Linked DNA regions of Mus musculus: region 2 is linked to region 1. Evidence: chromatin contacts called from ENCODE POLR2A ChIA-PET data. All regions are on one chromosome and are shown on one strand. Each heading gives the region's core, a stretch centred on a gene start or an enhancer-like site at or near the end of the contact. The rest is flanking DNA. Distances are from core to core; before and after follow the strand shown.

Region 1 (7,679 bases), core at 1,985-4,484:
AATAAAAGGTTGGCATCTCCACCTCTATTTTGCAACTATGTCCTTTGCTGTGGGTAATTTTCTCCTGAAATCACCTCAGACTCCAGGAAAGCAGATCTGATGCATAAGCATCTTGTGACAAGCATCAAAACCAGTGCTCAGACAATGAGTTTCTTATGGACAAACCCCTACCTGTGTTGACTAATTTATGTGAGCTTGACAGAAGTTTGAGTCATCTCGGAAGAGGGAACTTTAGCTGGGAAACTGCTTCTATAAGGGCTGTAGGCTGGCAAGCATGTGGGGGCATGTCTGTAATTAGTGATTGATGGGAAAGGTCCTAGCCTATTGTGGGCAGTGCCACCTCTGGAGTGATGGTCTTGAGTTCTGTTAAAAAAAAAAAAAGTGGACTGAGAAAGCCACATGGAGCAAGCCAGTAAGCTGTGTTCACCTATAGCCTCTGCTTGAATTCCTCCCTTAAATTCCCACTGTGATGGACTGTTGCCTGAAAATGTAAGCAGAATGAACCCGTTCCACCCCACGTTGCTTTTGGTCAGTGCTGATCAATCAGGCCTTGTGTCAGTGCCTTAGAAGACAGGGCTGATGCTGTGCCTGAGTTCTTGAACAAAGGTATTTATTCACGGAATCTCTCTCTGTGCTTTTAATAATCTTTTCTTTTCTCTTCCCTTTTATTAAACATAGATTCTTTTCTCATACAATATAACCTGAATACATTTTCCTTCCTTCTACTCCTCCCAGTTCCTCCCCACCTTGTCTTCCATCCAGATCCACTCCCTTTCTGCCTCTCATTAGAGAAGAAGAGGCTTCTAAGAGATAATAACAAAATATAACAAAAGAAAATATAGTAAGAAAACAAAAACCATCATATTGAACCTGGACAACCCAAGACAACAGAAAAATAAAAGTGCCTTCAAAGAGAAGGGACAAGTATCTGAGACCCACTTCTTCATACTTTCAGGAGTCCCATAAAAGCACTAAACTGAAAGTCATAGTATATATGCAGAGGATCTAGTAAAGACCTGTGTAGGCCTTATGCTTGCTGCTTCAGTCTCTGTGAATTCATATGAGCTTTGCTCAGTTGTTTTAGAGGGTCGTGTTCTCTTGGTGTTCTCTCTGTTTCCCCAACTCCTGTTTCCTCTTCCTTGGGTTTCCCTGGGCTCTGCATGTAGTGGTTTGATAGAAAGACATCTTGTTTAGAGCTGTGTTTCAAGTTCTCTCTCTCTCTCTCTCTCTCTCTCTCTCTCTCTCTCTCTGCGTGTGCATGCATGTGTGTGTGTGTACACTATATGGCTGTTAGTATCTATATTTGATCCCATCTGCTTCATGAGGAAGCCTCTCTGATGATGGCTGAATAAGGAAGGCACGGATATAATCATTGTTGCTGGATATTTGATCACACTGTGAACCCCAAGATTGTACTGGAGGAAAGCTGTTTCTAGGTGTGGTGTGGCTCAGTCCTAACCCACACCTTTAACCCAAGAGCTTTCTGTTTGTTGTAAACAGGATTAAATGAAGTCAACCATAGGTCAGGAGGTGGAGCAAGTAACCAGCTGACAGGGAGTGAACACAGGACAAAACTATAGAGAGCAAGAAGTCAGGAGGACTGATAGATGCACAGGAAGTAGAAGGGAGGGACATCAAGTTGAGGGGCATATTGGACAGCATGGAGAAGAATTGCCTTTTGGGATGTCAGCCTTAGAGCATTTAGCTGGGTGCTTTCTCTGCCTCTCTTAGCTAGCAAGCTTTCACCCCAGAATCCGGCTCATGAGTCTTTATTGGTAAAATCTAATGTTTGAGATTTTGTTAAAAGCAACAAATCACTATCTTTTCTATTTGGTTTTGGGGAGAGTTGTTGACTGGTTTGTTGGGATTGTCACACTGTATTCCATGGCCTTGGTTTCTGGTAATACTGCCACAGAGACAAAGCCTTCAATATTTGGGCCTTTGGGGAACATTAAAAATTCAAACTACTGCAGGTGGGGATTTGCAGTAAAGAAATCACTAGTGACTTTAGAAAAGAATCGGAAGAAACCAAACTGCAGTAAGTCCAGACCTGAAGAGGAACTGAAGTAGTGGAGATATCTTGCAAATTGCAAAGTACAAAGGGCAGGCTATGAGGGGGAATGAAAACATGTTGAAGTGAGGGCTGGTGGTTGGGAGATTTGAAGTGGAAAGAGATTGAAGTTGTTTAAATGCTCATGAGAATAAGAGAAGATAGTAAACCAGAGAAACAAGACCCTGACCGCCATTTATATTGCACTAATTCTTCCTATCTCCACTTACTTTATTACCAATAGTGCTTATCATATAACTTACAATTTTTATTATTTGTGTTTCCTCCGAGCTCAAGAACAAACATTTCCTCCCTCCAGGATTTCTTTTGGGGGAGGACCTATTTTGTTCATTTATGACTCTAAGCAAGCTAGTAGAGCTAATGTGGCAGGTCCTTCATAACTGTTTGTCAAACAACTGAACGAATGGGTTTTCTAAGAAACCAAGAGGCGGAAGGACCTAGAAGGAGCCTCTAATACAGCGTGCACCTGCTTCCATAACTCTTACCCTCTTAAGGGTGAGGCAGATGTCAGTGACCCGTTAGCTTCCCACCTGTTGTAAGAAGTGTGAGCCAAGTTAGAATCTCAGAGTCATCTGGACGAAAAGCTGCAGAAAATACTCCTTGATATTGTACTGTGACGGGCATAGATTGTTTTCCATTTAGTTCACAACTGTGGTTTAAATACCTACACATAATCATCTTGCACTTATTGTTGTCTTTGAAATAGCTTAAGCCTACCTTTTAGGTTTTTGTAGTTGGATCCTTCCAAGCCTGGCACCGACATTTGAAACAAGCCTTTAAGTGGAGACTAAGCTCCGCTTGGCTAAGTCCCAGGTGCTTTAGTGAAAGATTGTCACACACATTTCTTGAGGTCTTTAATCGGTGGGCTGTGGTGGTAAGACACGCCGGAAGAAAGCTGAATCCGAGAAAGGGGCCAGTGTGGACAAAGCTGAGGTAGACCGTCAGTCCAAGAAAGAGAACAGCACTGAAGAAAAAGACGTTCGTCGGTACAGAGGAAACTCTTACCTTTCTACTTGAGCGCGCAAGAAGTGAGCCTAGCTGCGCCTGCGCGAATGGCCCAGGACGGCCTAGGGGGAGTGGCTGGGCTTCGGCTGGCGTCACGTGGTGCGCCGTCCATCCGCCCCGCCCGGTCCTCCGCGGCCGCCCCGCCCCACCCCGCCCCTTTCCCGCCGGGACGCTGGGAGCCGCCCCAAAGTAAGCTAAGCCTCCCGGGTAAGTGTCCGCGAGGGGCGCGCGTCGCCTCGACCCGGACGGGCCCAGGAGGGGCGCGGGCAACCTGTGTTGTGGGGCTGAGGGGACAAGATGGCGGCGGAAACCCTTCCACCTCCTCCCTCACCTGGGCGTGTGACCGGGGGAGGGGAGCCGCGAGGTGGACTGAGGAGGCCGGGCCAGGGTGGGGAGGGTCGAGCTGGCCCCGGGGCAGTGAGGGTCGTGGGACTGGGACAGACCTCAGGCCGGGCCGGGGTTAGGGTCGGGGCAGAAGACTGTCTCTAGGGGGTAGCCGAGCCTACTGGAATGTCCCTACTGCACGAGTGAGGGGTCCTCAGAAGCTGCTGCTTGCCTGCATTTGGCAGTTAATCACTTTCAGCATCTTTCCCTCCAGGGCTTTACCACACTTTCCATGAACCTAGATTCAGGCATTAGCTATCTCAGGGAAGCATGGAGGTAAAAAAAAAAAAAAAAAAAAAAAAAATTTTTTTTCTTCCCATTTTACAAATGTTTACTTGAGGCCTCAGGTGCAAACCGAAGGCCTCTCTCACCTGAGAGCCTCCTACCTCAGCGTCCTTGCCTCTGTACTTTATTAGCACTCCCCTCTGCTCAGATTTGCAGTCCTGCACACAGAAGCAGGTTAGAGTCAGTAACTGACTCCAGAGAGTTTGGGGCTTGTTAGAAAGCAGCCAGAAAATTGCTCCCCAAGCAGCACCTGCTGCTGTCCCAAAGGCTCCCTCTAAGGAGGTCTCACTACCCCATGGGCTGCCTCCTGCTGCTGGTGGACTGTATTTCTCACGTGTGTCGCGTTATTGTCTGTGGAATAGCAATTTGCTACAATCATCTTCCTGAACAGAAAATAATTCCCGGCTGCAATTTACAGATTTATTTCATCCACATCACATGGGAGAAGAGTGAGATAGATGCTGTGGACGTTTATAAATGGGAAACTTGAGGCTCAAAGAGATGATTGCTTAGCCTGATCACTTGCTGGTAATGTGGCAGATTTCTGATTTAAGATAGAAAAATAAGCACAGCACTAACCCACCCTGTCCTATGTAGGTGCTTTGAATTGGTAAATTTTTTTTCCTGTTAAGCATGACTTTCTGCAAGATGCTTGCAGATTGATTTACAACAAATACACCAAAATGACTTGAGAATGTCCATTGACATCCAAATATCTTTAGTACAAGAGCCATTTTAAAATGTCATGTGGGAAATTATGTTGGTGGGAAAAAGTGTGATGTGGCTTTTTTCCTTTGGTTTCCATCATTTGGATACGATCCATGTCATAAAACTAGCAGAAATAATGTTTCTACAAGGAACTGCTTCTCGTTCGTCATAACCCTTAAGCAAATGCCCCATCCTTCCTCTTTCTTCATTCCCTTGAGCTGCATTTGTAAAATTCTCTCCTGTTAGTCTGTTTAGGCTGCTATAACAAAATTATCTTAAACTAGAAAATGTATAAAAATAGTGATTGGTTTCTCACAGTTCTGCTGGGGAAGTCTAAGATGAAGGTGGTAGCTGATTCTGTGTTTGGTGATAGATAACCTGCTTCCTGATTATAGATGATACCTTCTTTACCCTTACATGAGGAAGAATGGGGGTTTTCCTTTAACCTCTTTTAAAAGGGCATCGTCCCATTTATGAAGACCCTCACTCTTAATTACCTCCCAAAGTATTCACCTAACACTATCAATACTATACTTTGGAAAGCTAGGGTTTCAACATGAATTTTGAGGGGACATAAACATTGAGCACATAGCACTGTGATTAAATTCCTGATGTGTTATGTCAAAACCAGGGTTGCTATATAAATGTTTTATAAATAACTTCGGTGGCTAGGTTCCCAAGGTGTTACTGTTTTACACACATTCCCCCCTTTCCATTGTGCTCCATAGATCTTAAGAATCAATGAGGATTGACTTGATAGTGAACCTTCATGAGTGCTATGTAGGAATGATTTAAAGATAAGGGGATGGAGTTCTGATGCTTTCTTTTCATCTTCATGCACCCCCTCTCCCCCAACCCAAAGCACTTTAAAAAGAAAAGCAGAAATCATTTGTGGATTACCTGTAAATATTCTTGAATCACTAGAAATGGATGATGTCGGGGTTAGGGGAATTTCTCAGTAGGTAGAGTGCGGTGTAAGCATTTAAGTTCCTGAGTTCAGCTCCTCAGCACTCATGTCAAAGTCAGGCACATGGGAGCACATCTGTAATCGCAGTGCTGGGAACGCAGATGTAGAAGGATCTCTGGGAGCTCCCTGGTCAGCAAGGCTAGCTTAACTCACTGAGAGACCTGTACCCACATTTCCCTACTAAAAGGTAGAGGGACTGGAGAGATAGCTCAGTGGGTAAAGGGCTTGACTGGGGTTTGAGTCCCACAAGTCACTTAAGAGCCCGATGTAGCAGTATACATCTGTAGCCCCAGTACTGGAGTGATGGTGGTTGTGGCAGAGACAGGTAGATCCCAGAGGGCTTGGTGGATAGCCAGTTGAGGTGAAACAGGGAGCTTCAGGTTCAGTGAGAGACCTTGTCTTAAAAAACCAAACCAAACCAAACCAAACAAGATTGAGGAAGATACCAAATGTAGACCTCTGGCCTTCACATTTGCACATGCATGCATACACATGTTATCCCTTCCTTTCAACACATGCAAACAATAAGTGATTGAAAATAAAAAGGAAATGAGTGAGTGAATAAACATCTCACATTAACTGTTGCCATCCACGCATATGCATACCCGCACACATATACATACTCCTACACACTGCTGTTATATGCTAGGTAATGTAACAGACTTCTCTAATGGTACAATATACGTATTGTGGAATTATCATTTCTGAAACTGTAGACATAAAAATTACAAGTGACTGGAGCTGGAGAAATGGCTAAGAGGTTCGAGAACACAATTTCCTTTTCCAGAGGACCCAGGTTCAATTCCCAGCAACCATATGATGAATGGTTCATTACCAGTCTAATGGGATCATTACCAGTTCTGGAGGACTCTAGCACCTCTTCTGGTCTTATGAGCCTTTAGTCTTCTCCAGACATGCAAGTCATGCATAGACATACTTGTAGGCAAACATCCATGCACAAAGAATAATAAAGTAAAAAAAATTAAAAATTAAAAAGATCAAAACATGGCTTGTTCAATAAAAATTAAATCAGTATTCTTTTCATATATTTTAGGTTTTTTTCTGGGTGGTGTATCTTTTTTTTTTTTTTAAACAAGTATTTTTGGCTAAGTCCCAATATGGTGCTAGTTAGTTGTTTTGCTTTGTTTTTTGTATTGTTTTTCTTTATTGTAACCTTGACTAATCATCTAGGAAGAGGAAACCTAAATTGAAAAAATAGAGAAGTGTGTGGGGCATTTTCTTAGTTGATGATTGATGTGAGATGGTCCAGCCCACTGTGGGTGTTGTCACTTTTGGGTAGGTGGTCCAAGATAGTACTAAAAAGCATGTGAGCCACCCAGGAACAAGCCAGTAAGGAGTGTTTGTGACCTCTGCTTCAGTTCCTGTGTCCAGATTGAGACCTACCCTGATTTTCTTTCATGAGAGACTATGAGCTTTAAGCTGAAATACACTCCCCCTCACAATTTGCTGTCTTATTACAGCAATAGAAAGCAAACTCCAACAAATTTAGACAGAAATTTGTGGTTCAGTGCTAGAGCTGCCCTTAAAAAAAATTCCATCTCTTACATATTAAGGGTTTTATTAATGTTGCAAAGTAGCTCCTTTTTATTTGTATGTACTGGTCTAGGAGGAGATAGGTGGGCCTCAGGGGCCATTCCCCAGGAGCTGGCCACTTTGTGTTTGAGACTGGGTTTTTACTGGGACCTGGGCCTTGCTTACCTGGCTAGGCAGATTGGCTGGGCAGCAAGTCTCAGCAGTCCTCCATTTCTGCTTCCCTGCTTCTGGGGTTACAATTATAGGTAACCATACTTGTTGTTTGTTTGTTTGTTTTGTTTTGTTTTTTAATACTGAGAGTTGAAATCAGATACTCATGCTTGTGTGACAAGCACTTTACTGGTTGAGATATCTTTCCAGCTCCTGTTTCTGTTACTTTGAATCAGGTCTTTGTAGCGCAGAGTGACCTTAATTTAAATAGTAGGTTCATTGTATATTTTGGAGGCATGCAGAAGTGGAAAATGAACTGCTATATATCAGTCTATTTGAGTAATTAACACATGATTGATATTTTCCCATAAAAGCTACTCACCTGTACATTTTATTTGTAAAGATTTTGGTATATTGGCCTGCTTTTAAATACAGTGTAGCAAACAAGAGATTGTGTTGCTATTTTTACTGGGTCATGCCATATTGACAGGAAAAATACTTTTTGGTTGATGTATTCATGGTGATATATACTGAAGCAATTGAAAAACTCTTTAA
Region 2 (7,679 bases), core at 3,654-6,153, 430 kb after region 1:
GCTAATGAACACATAAAGCACATCTCTTATCATGGTTATACAATGTCTTGCTACCTAGATTAACAACAGAATAACTTATGTCTTATTGGATTATTGCTCCATCTACCAACTAGCTCATCTTTTCCCTCTGCCCAATTCGGCTTCTATTACATCCCTAACATTCAGATGAATCCTACAGCAGACCTTACTATGCACTTTAGCCTTTTCTCAGAGCAAACGTTTTAGAGAAACAGTACAGGAAGTATGTGAAAAAGCAGGCAAAGCAAGATGAGGCTTCAGATGTATTTCTCTTTGGCACACTGGCACTTTGGACCTCACCACAGCTGGTAGCTGGAACACAGATAGCTTTAGAATAAAGTGGTAGTGTATCTGCTAGAAGTTATACCAGTGTTGAATTAAAGTTGTGTGCTTCTGGTATGTAACATACTGGACATTTTGAGAAATATGGGAGAGGAGATAATAACTACAAAGAAAATAGCTTGAGGGGTGGTTTGGTTGCTCTAAGAAAATATTACAGGAAATTAAGAATAGTCAGTCAAGATCAACATTTAAAATGAAAATATCTCTTTAACAGTATACAATGAAACAAACATCAGGATTTGACCTTTAAGGTTTGTTTCACATTCATCTCACCAGTATTATTCCTGAAGAAATCAGACTGAACGTGGAGGATAATGATAGCAGAATTATAGAAGGATTCGTCTAGCAGAAGAAGTATCTTCTGGTATCTTTACTAGAGTAGATGAACATAGTGTCAAATACAATTTAACAATCATTGATTTGGAAGTGAGTTCTACCCCTATGAGAAAAGTAGATTCAAAACTATCCATCCAAATATAATAAGCAATGCTATATATTTACAGCTTTGCTCCTGGACTATGCTAGCTTTTAGCATCTGTCATAACATCCTGAAGAGAGTGAGACCATCTGGACACACAGCAGAACATTGAACTACCATATTCATGATGTCATTCTAATTCAGCCAGATGGACAAAAAGTGGATAGCATATCAGAGACATTCATCTAACACATACACTTCAGAGTGTGTGCATGTTTGTGTGTGTGTGTGTTTATCCTTTTAAAGACTCAGGGGCTTGCTGCATCGTAAGATATTTAGGAATCCAGAGACAGTAGCATGCTAGGCTGTCCCATCCAAATGAAAAGACAGAAGAGTACATCTTGTACTTCCCATTATGAAGAAGAAATCCTATGCCTGATAACCCTATGCCTTCTTTGGCTCTGAATAGTCTATTCTATACCTAAAAATACTGCCTCAGCTCACATACCAGGTGACACAAAAGACTTCTGTGAGTGGAGCTCAGTGTAAAGGATCTAGTTTGCAGTACAGACATCCCTGTTTCTTGGCCATGTGTATTTCCATCCTGATTATAAAAAGATATAGTAGAGACCTTATGACAAATTCTGCTGGAGTGTCTCAACACACGCTCCTATGGCATATGCCAAACCATGACATCTGAAGTGGAAAGTTATATGGCTTGAAAACATAAAACAAAACCATCATCAAATAATGACAGCAAGACTTATGATTTGATACTGGACTTGATCATAGGGTATCAAGTGACCAAATGTTGGAGTTAGCCATCATGAAATAGACTCCATACAGACCATCAAATCGTAGTATCAGGTAGGTAGAAGCAATCTATTCTAGGGTAGGAACTGGTATATTTAGGAATGAGTGCAAGTAGAACCAGAGGGCACAGTAACTTGTAAAGTTGGTAGGCTAGCTCCCATTACCACTGTTATGCCTGCCCCAGGTTATAACTTGCTATACTTCCTATAACTTGGTTATAGGAAGACCTCTTTACAATCTGCTAACAAGAGGAAAAACCATTCATATAGCTTATGAGGAGTCTTTCAATATGTAAATCCAGGCTGAAAATGGAGGGCAGATGCACTACAGCCTTACTTAGGGACAGTTTTGAAAGACAATGGTGAAGGAAGACAGACGGTTTAAGAGCTAGAACTTCAGAAAGGTATGTTGGTCATCCATTTTATGTGGATAGAGAAGCAGAGGCTAGAGGTCTGGAAAGCCAGGGACAAGAAGGCTTAGGATAGAGGCATGAAGATGAGTATATGGAAGAATTCAGCTTGGAAGAGGAACCAAGTAATCAAGACAACAATGCCTGGGCTAGCTCACTCAGCCAGCCTTTGCCTGGGCTAGCTCACTCAGCCAGCTTACAGCAGACCTCATAGGCAGGACTTTATAAGGACTGATGTACATCTTTCAAAGTGTCACAAATCAAATATGTTTCTATGGTATTGTGACCTGGGGCTCTACAGGACCAGATACCTTTGTCTCTGAAAAAGAAATCTTCTACCAGATGACTCAGCAAGAGTCCTGTTGAGCTTAGATCTCTGAGTTCAGGACCAGAACTGGTCTACAGAGCCAATTCCAGGACAATCATGACTACATAGAGAAACCCTGTCTGGGGGAGGGGGTAAGAAGAGTACTGTCAGGTCCAAAAGAAGCTCAGTCTGCTACCCTCCTGGCACTCTTTTGGTTCTGTTTGGTTCCCTCTCTCTTGGTCCTCTCTCATATTTGTTCTCTCTCTCTTTCTCTCTCCCATCTTTGTGCTCTCTCTTCTCTCTTCTGTTCTGTTCTGTTCTGTTCTGTTCTGTTCTGTTCTGTTCTCTTCTCTTCTCTTCTCTTCTCTTCTCTTCTTTTGTCTTCTCTTCCTCTCACCCGCCACCACTCCCATGGCCTGGTTCAGTCTACTGGTCATGTTTAGTCTACTTTCTCTCCCTGCTCAGGACTCTCCTTCAATCTACAATAAAAACCTTCTCAATCGTACATCTGAGCAGTCATCTTACTTGATACACCTGGTGCTAAATGGCAGTGCCATATAGGAATGAGAAGTGGGAGGAAGAGAAGCCCATGAGCTGAAGAAGTTTAGGGGACAGAGTCGGATGAGAAGGGCTGAGAGGGGCCACAGTTACCGAGTGAGTCTGCAGGCCAGCAGACACTTTGGCATGCTAACGGGTACCACGTTAGCCATTTGTCCTGACTGTCTTTTGGACCTGATTACTCCTATTGAGCTACAGCGATCATCTAGGAGCTCTGGGCACTTGTGTGCAGGAAGGAAAGCTACCATCTTGACCAATAGTGATCTAAGAGGCACTGGATGCAGCTCGGCAACCCTGGCTTGAGAAAGGCCTGGTGGCCAGAGACTCGTGTCCTCAGTCCTCAAGGCACCGGCTGAGCTCAAGTTCAGTGGGGATCCTAGCATAGAGAAGAGACAAAGAGCAGCCAGAGCTGCAGACTGTCCGTCCCACCAGGAGTCCTGGAGGAGCTGTGCCTAAGTGAGTCAGACTTCAAGGACTAGCTGAAGGCAATTCTCCCCCTTCTTTTGTTCTTTGTACAATTATTTCTACAAATAGCAAGCAGCCATATATAGGCTAGCTAATAGAAACCATCTTCTGCCTCCAAAATGTCTATAACTCAGTGGGAAAGAAGAGCATCCAAACACCTAGAGGGAACACTTTCATAACATCAGTCCTTCAGACGCACATTTGTCTGGTACTTGACATACATGTAAATGTAGAAACATATCTAATTGTACCCTCCCTCCAGAAGTTCTTCAAGGACACTCTTCTGTCTTCCAAATGAGTATGGTGATTTGTTACAGATCTGGGCCATTTTCTGTGTTTTACTTTGTACCGGCTCTGCTCTGCCCATAACCATCATGCCCTGTGGGCACTGTGCCTCTACAGGGCATGGCTGCTGCTGCTTCGCTGGAGCCTAGGATGTGCCCGAGACATCTCATGGCAGGAGGGAGGATTCTCTCCTCTTTGGTGTTTTGCCTTATCATGGAGGCAGGAAGGAGGTAGTTCATATCTCATTTAAAAAATTTTTTAAATAAAAATACTCCTTTTGATTTTTACTTACTCTTCTTTCTTTTTTCAATAGGACTTAGATTTGAGTCTAGTGGGGTAGTTCTATTGGAAGAAGAAAGTGATGGTAAACAGAATACTAGTTGTCCCTCCCACGAACAGCTTAGGTGGGCACAGTCCCAGTCCTCCACAAGCGTGGTCTTGTATAAGATGGGTTCTCACTCGGTTCACAAAACTAAGAGAGTAAAGAAGAGAAATATTCACTGTAGGGGACTAGAGATTATTGTGAAGAAATACTATTGTGGGCTAGCTCTTAAAGGTGCAATTCACTCCTGAGAGGGCTTGAGTTCTGGGACATCCTGAGCAGCCCAGAAGGCAGGTAGATTGGTCGGTCCAAAGAGCAAGAGAGATTTTAACAGCCACAGGCACTGATGCCAGAGGATAGAAGTGAGTCTGACTAAGGGCAGAGAAGAGTATGGAGAAGATCTGGGTGGACCTCAAACCTGGCCCTAGGCTGCTGGGGTGGTTCATCTCCATCCCATTCTGCCTCCTTCTGTGTAGTTTGTACGATCTCCATTTCCTTCTAGAATCCAGCTCAAATATCGCCAACTCAATAGACCCTTCCCAGGAAGTAGCAAATAAATTATTTATATTATTTATTAATAACTTTTTGTTTTGTTTTGTTTTGAGTCTCCTAAGGTCCCCAGGACTGACACCTAATTAATGCACGTTTACAATTCTCCTCACCTGCGACTATTTGGTTGGCACATTACACGTGCAGCGCTGACACTGGGCGTAAATGAGAGTGGAAAAGGACTGGAGTGAGGGGGTTCCCTTCGCGGGTGGAAAGAAAGCTGCGTACAACAGGGCAGTTAGTCCAGACAACGTTACCAACGAAAGTCCGAGACCGTCAGGGAACAGAGCCAAGCAACTGGAGGGCGTGGCGCGCATGCCAGCGTCTCGGCGCACACCCTTACCTTTGCCCTACTCCCAAGTCCCGCCTCTAACTTTCCGCTTTCCTCATTGGCTGCGTGGCTGCCCAATGGGCTCCCGGGAAGCGCGAGCCCCCGCAGTCCAGGACTAAGCTGTCAGCTCTCGTGCTCGCATCTCGCGAGCGTTCGGGTCTCTGGTAGAGGAGGCGGCGGCGGTGGCGGCGGCGGTGGTTCCCGCGCGCTCCGGGTCTCTGAGGCTGAGGGTACTGCGGGGCTGACTAGAACAGAGACAATGTTTCGAGCAGCGGCGCCTGGGCAGCTCCGGCGGGCGGTGAGTCCGGACAGGGAGGGCCGAGCAGGTGACGTCCGAGCCGCAGCCTGCTGACCCTGTCAGGCGAAGGTCACGGGCTCCCTCGACTCCCACCGTCCGCGTAGACAGTCGGTGCAGTGCCCGGGACGCGGGTCAAAGTTCTGGAGCCTTCGCCCTTGACCTCTTCCGGGTCACGCTGCCCCAACCCGGGTTCCCACGGCCCTGACTCTCGCGGGGCACTCTGGGGCTACTAGGTTCTCTCGCCTGGAGGGGAGCTGCGTCCCCCCAAAGGGGCCAGATGCCGCCGCGGAACCTCTTGGGGAAGAGTTCGAAACCTAGGCCTCCTGTGGCTGCCCTGGACGCCCACTGCCAAGGGCAGGGGCGGAGTGCTCTGCGGCTGGGCTGGTGAGACCGGGCTGAGTGGAGGAGGGGCTGGGACGTACCCGCCTGGGATCCAGTCCTGAGAAGTCGCAGACTGATGTTGCCTCAGTAGCCTTGGAAACTTGGTAGTGGGGACTTTTTCCGTGGTGACAAAGTTTACCATTTGTCTGTTTTTCGAGGACTTGAAAAAACAAAACAAAACTTTTTTTTTCTTTCTTGTCGGGGTGCTGTAAGGGAATAGCAGTTGAAGGCTGACCAGTTCCAAGGCAATAATTTAAGGAGCTTGTAGATTTTTCTAATTTACATTAAGATTGCTAGAGAAGCAATATCAGCAGCCTTGGCCTGCAAGTTATGCAGACGTTTTGTAACTTTTATACGTACTTTTTATTTTAGTGCCTTTTACCCCAATCACCACTGAGATTTTTTTCTGTCTGGGATACAACTTATGGGCTTCTTGGAAGTTTGAAGACTCCCCCCCCCCCACTTTGAATGTTGCCACTCCTTGTTAAAAAAAAAGTTAAAACACATCGTTCAGGATCCTAGCCCATCTTTCTCCCACGAGATTTTTTTAACCTCCTTTCTATAATAAAAGAATCAGTAAGCAAGTGAAGGCCATGGCTTTTGGGGGGGAGGGGCGGTTTCCAAGCAGCAGTACCTGACTTGAAGATCTATACAGAACTTGCGAAGCAATTTTGTGCATAGGTTTTATGCTCGGCCTAATTGTGGTAAGGAGAATTTAGAATTTGGTGATTTTGTAGAACTAGTCGGGGGAAAGTCCAAGTACCCAGTATTTATACATAGGCAGCATTGCCAAACCTTTGTTGTGATTTGCCAAGAATTGTGACCTTGGCCTATTTTTAAAATTAGAAGTCAAGGGTAGTAGAGTACTGTCTCTAAAGTCATTAATATTTTTTTTAAGATTTGAATGCAGCCGGGCGTGGTGGCACATGCCTTTAATCCCAGTACTCGGGAGGCAGAGGCAGGCGGATTTCTGAGTTTGAGGCCAGCCTGGTCTACAGAGTGAGTTCCAGGACAGCCAGGGATACACAGAGAAACCCTGTCTCGAAAAAAAACAACAACAACAACAAAAAAAAACCAACCAAACAAACAAACAAAAAAAGATTTGAACTGCAAGCACGAAACAAATGGTGTGAATATACTCAAATAGACCCACACACACATATTCTATCTTCTTAAAATTTAAAGTAATTACAAGTTTACAGAAAAGTGGCCAAAAAAAAAAAAAAAAAAAACACCAAAAAACCCCAACCTCACCATTTCCCAGAACCCTTCCTCGAATTTCACAGTGCGTTAACAGTTGACACATGTTTCATCTCTCAGTGTACACCCATTATAGTACAACAAAAACAGACAAATCACTGATTGACAGCACGAACACATACCCGAGGTAGCCCAGTTCCTCTGGTTTTCATGCTGATTTAGTCTTTATTAGAAAAGTTCCTCAGCCTTTCAATTTGACATTGGCATTTTTATGGGGCACAGGCCTTGTGTAGGCCTTGTGTTTTGTAGACTGTCACCCAATTTATGTCTGCCTGACATTTCCCTCATGACTGCATCCTGTGTATCCTATATTGTTGTCAGGAATCTCAGAAGTGATTTGGGCTCTCAGTGCATTGTATGAGGTGGCACACAACACTGTATGTCCCACTAGTAAAGATCTTAACTTAGGTTACTTAGGTAATAAATTGTTTGCCAGGTTTCCCCAATGTTAAGTAAATACCCTCTGTGTAATTTGTAACTAACCCCAAAGATAGAGTGAGACTCTGTAAAGCTGGTTCTCACAGACTTTCACATACTAGTTTTAACACATGATTGAGAAATAACAGACGATGCTATAAAGCCAAAATGGTTTATCTCAAATCTCTGCTCTTTTTTTTTTTTTTTTGCATGTTTATGTTTGTGATGTATTTGTGTTTGCAGTGTGTAGGTGCAGGTGTGTGTATGAGTGTGTGAAGCATGCAGGAGTTGAGTATTCTAGCTGTTGAAGTTGCCCTTAAGTCAGGGATTTCAGGCAGCCAATAGATCTGCTTTAAAAAAAAAAAAAAAAAGAAAAAACATGGGTTCTGAAGATTCAAACTTTTTTCCTCACACTCGGCTGGGCAAGTGCTTTATCCACTGAGCGCTCTCTCCAGCTTGTACTCTTAAATTAAAAACAAACAACCAACCCCAAAACCTCTGTAGCT

Evidence for each region. ChIA-PET counts read pairs that join two places held with the same protein, here RNA polymerase II (POLR2A).
Region 2: POLR2A ChIA-PET joins it to region 1 with 10 read pairs in embryonic stem cell. The contact joins the promoter of Etfa here to the promoter of Scaper in region 1. POLR2A ChIA-PET finds 5 or more read pairs at or near these places in 3 of 5 experiments (Patski and embryonic stem cell).

What each region holds. Positions count from the first base shown.
Region 1 is chr9:55,933,674-55,941,352 of GRCm38, reverse strand. Scaper (S phase cyclin A-associated protein in the ER) reads left to right here and starts at 3,234. Exons shown (of 33, transcript NM_001357652.1): 1 at 3,234-3,283.
Region 2 is chr9:55,509,467-55,517,145 of GRCm38, reverse strand. It overlaps Etfa (electron transferring flavoprotein, alpha polypeptide), which reads left to right and starts at 4,903. Exons shown (of 12, transcript NM_145615.4): 1 at 4,903-5,115. The coding sequence starts at 5,077.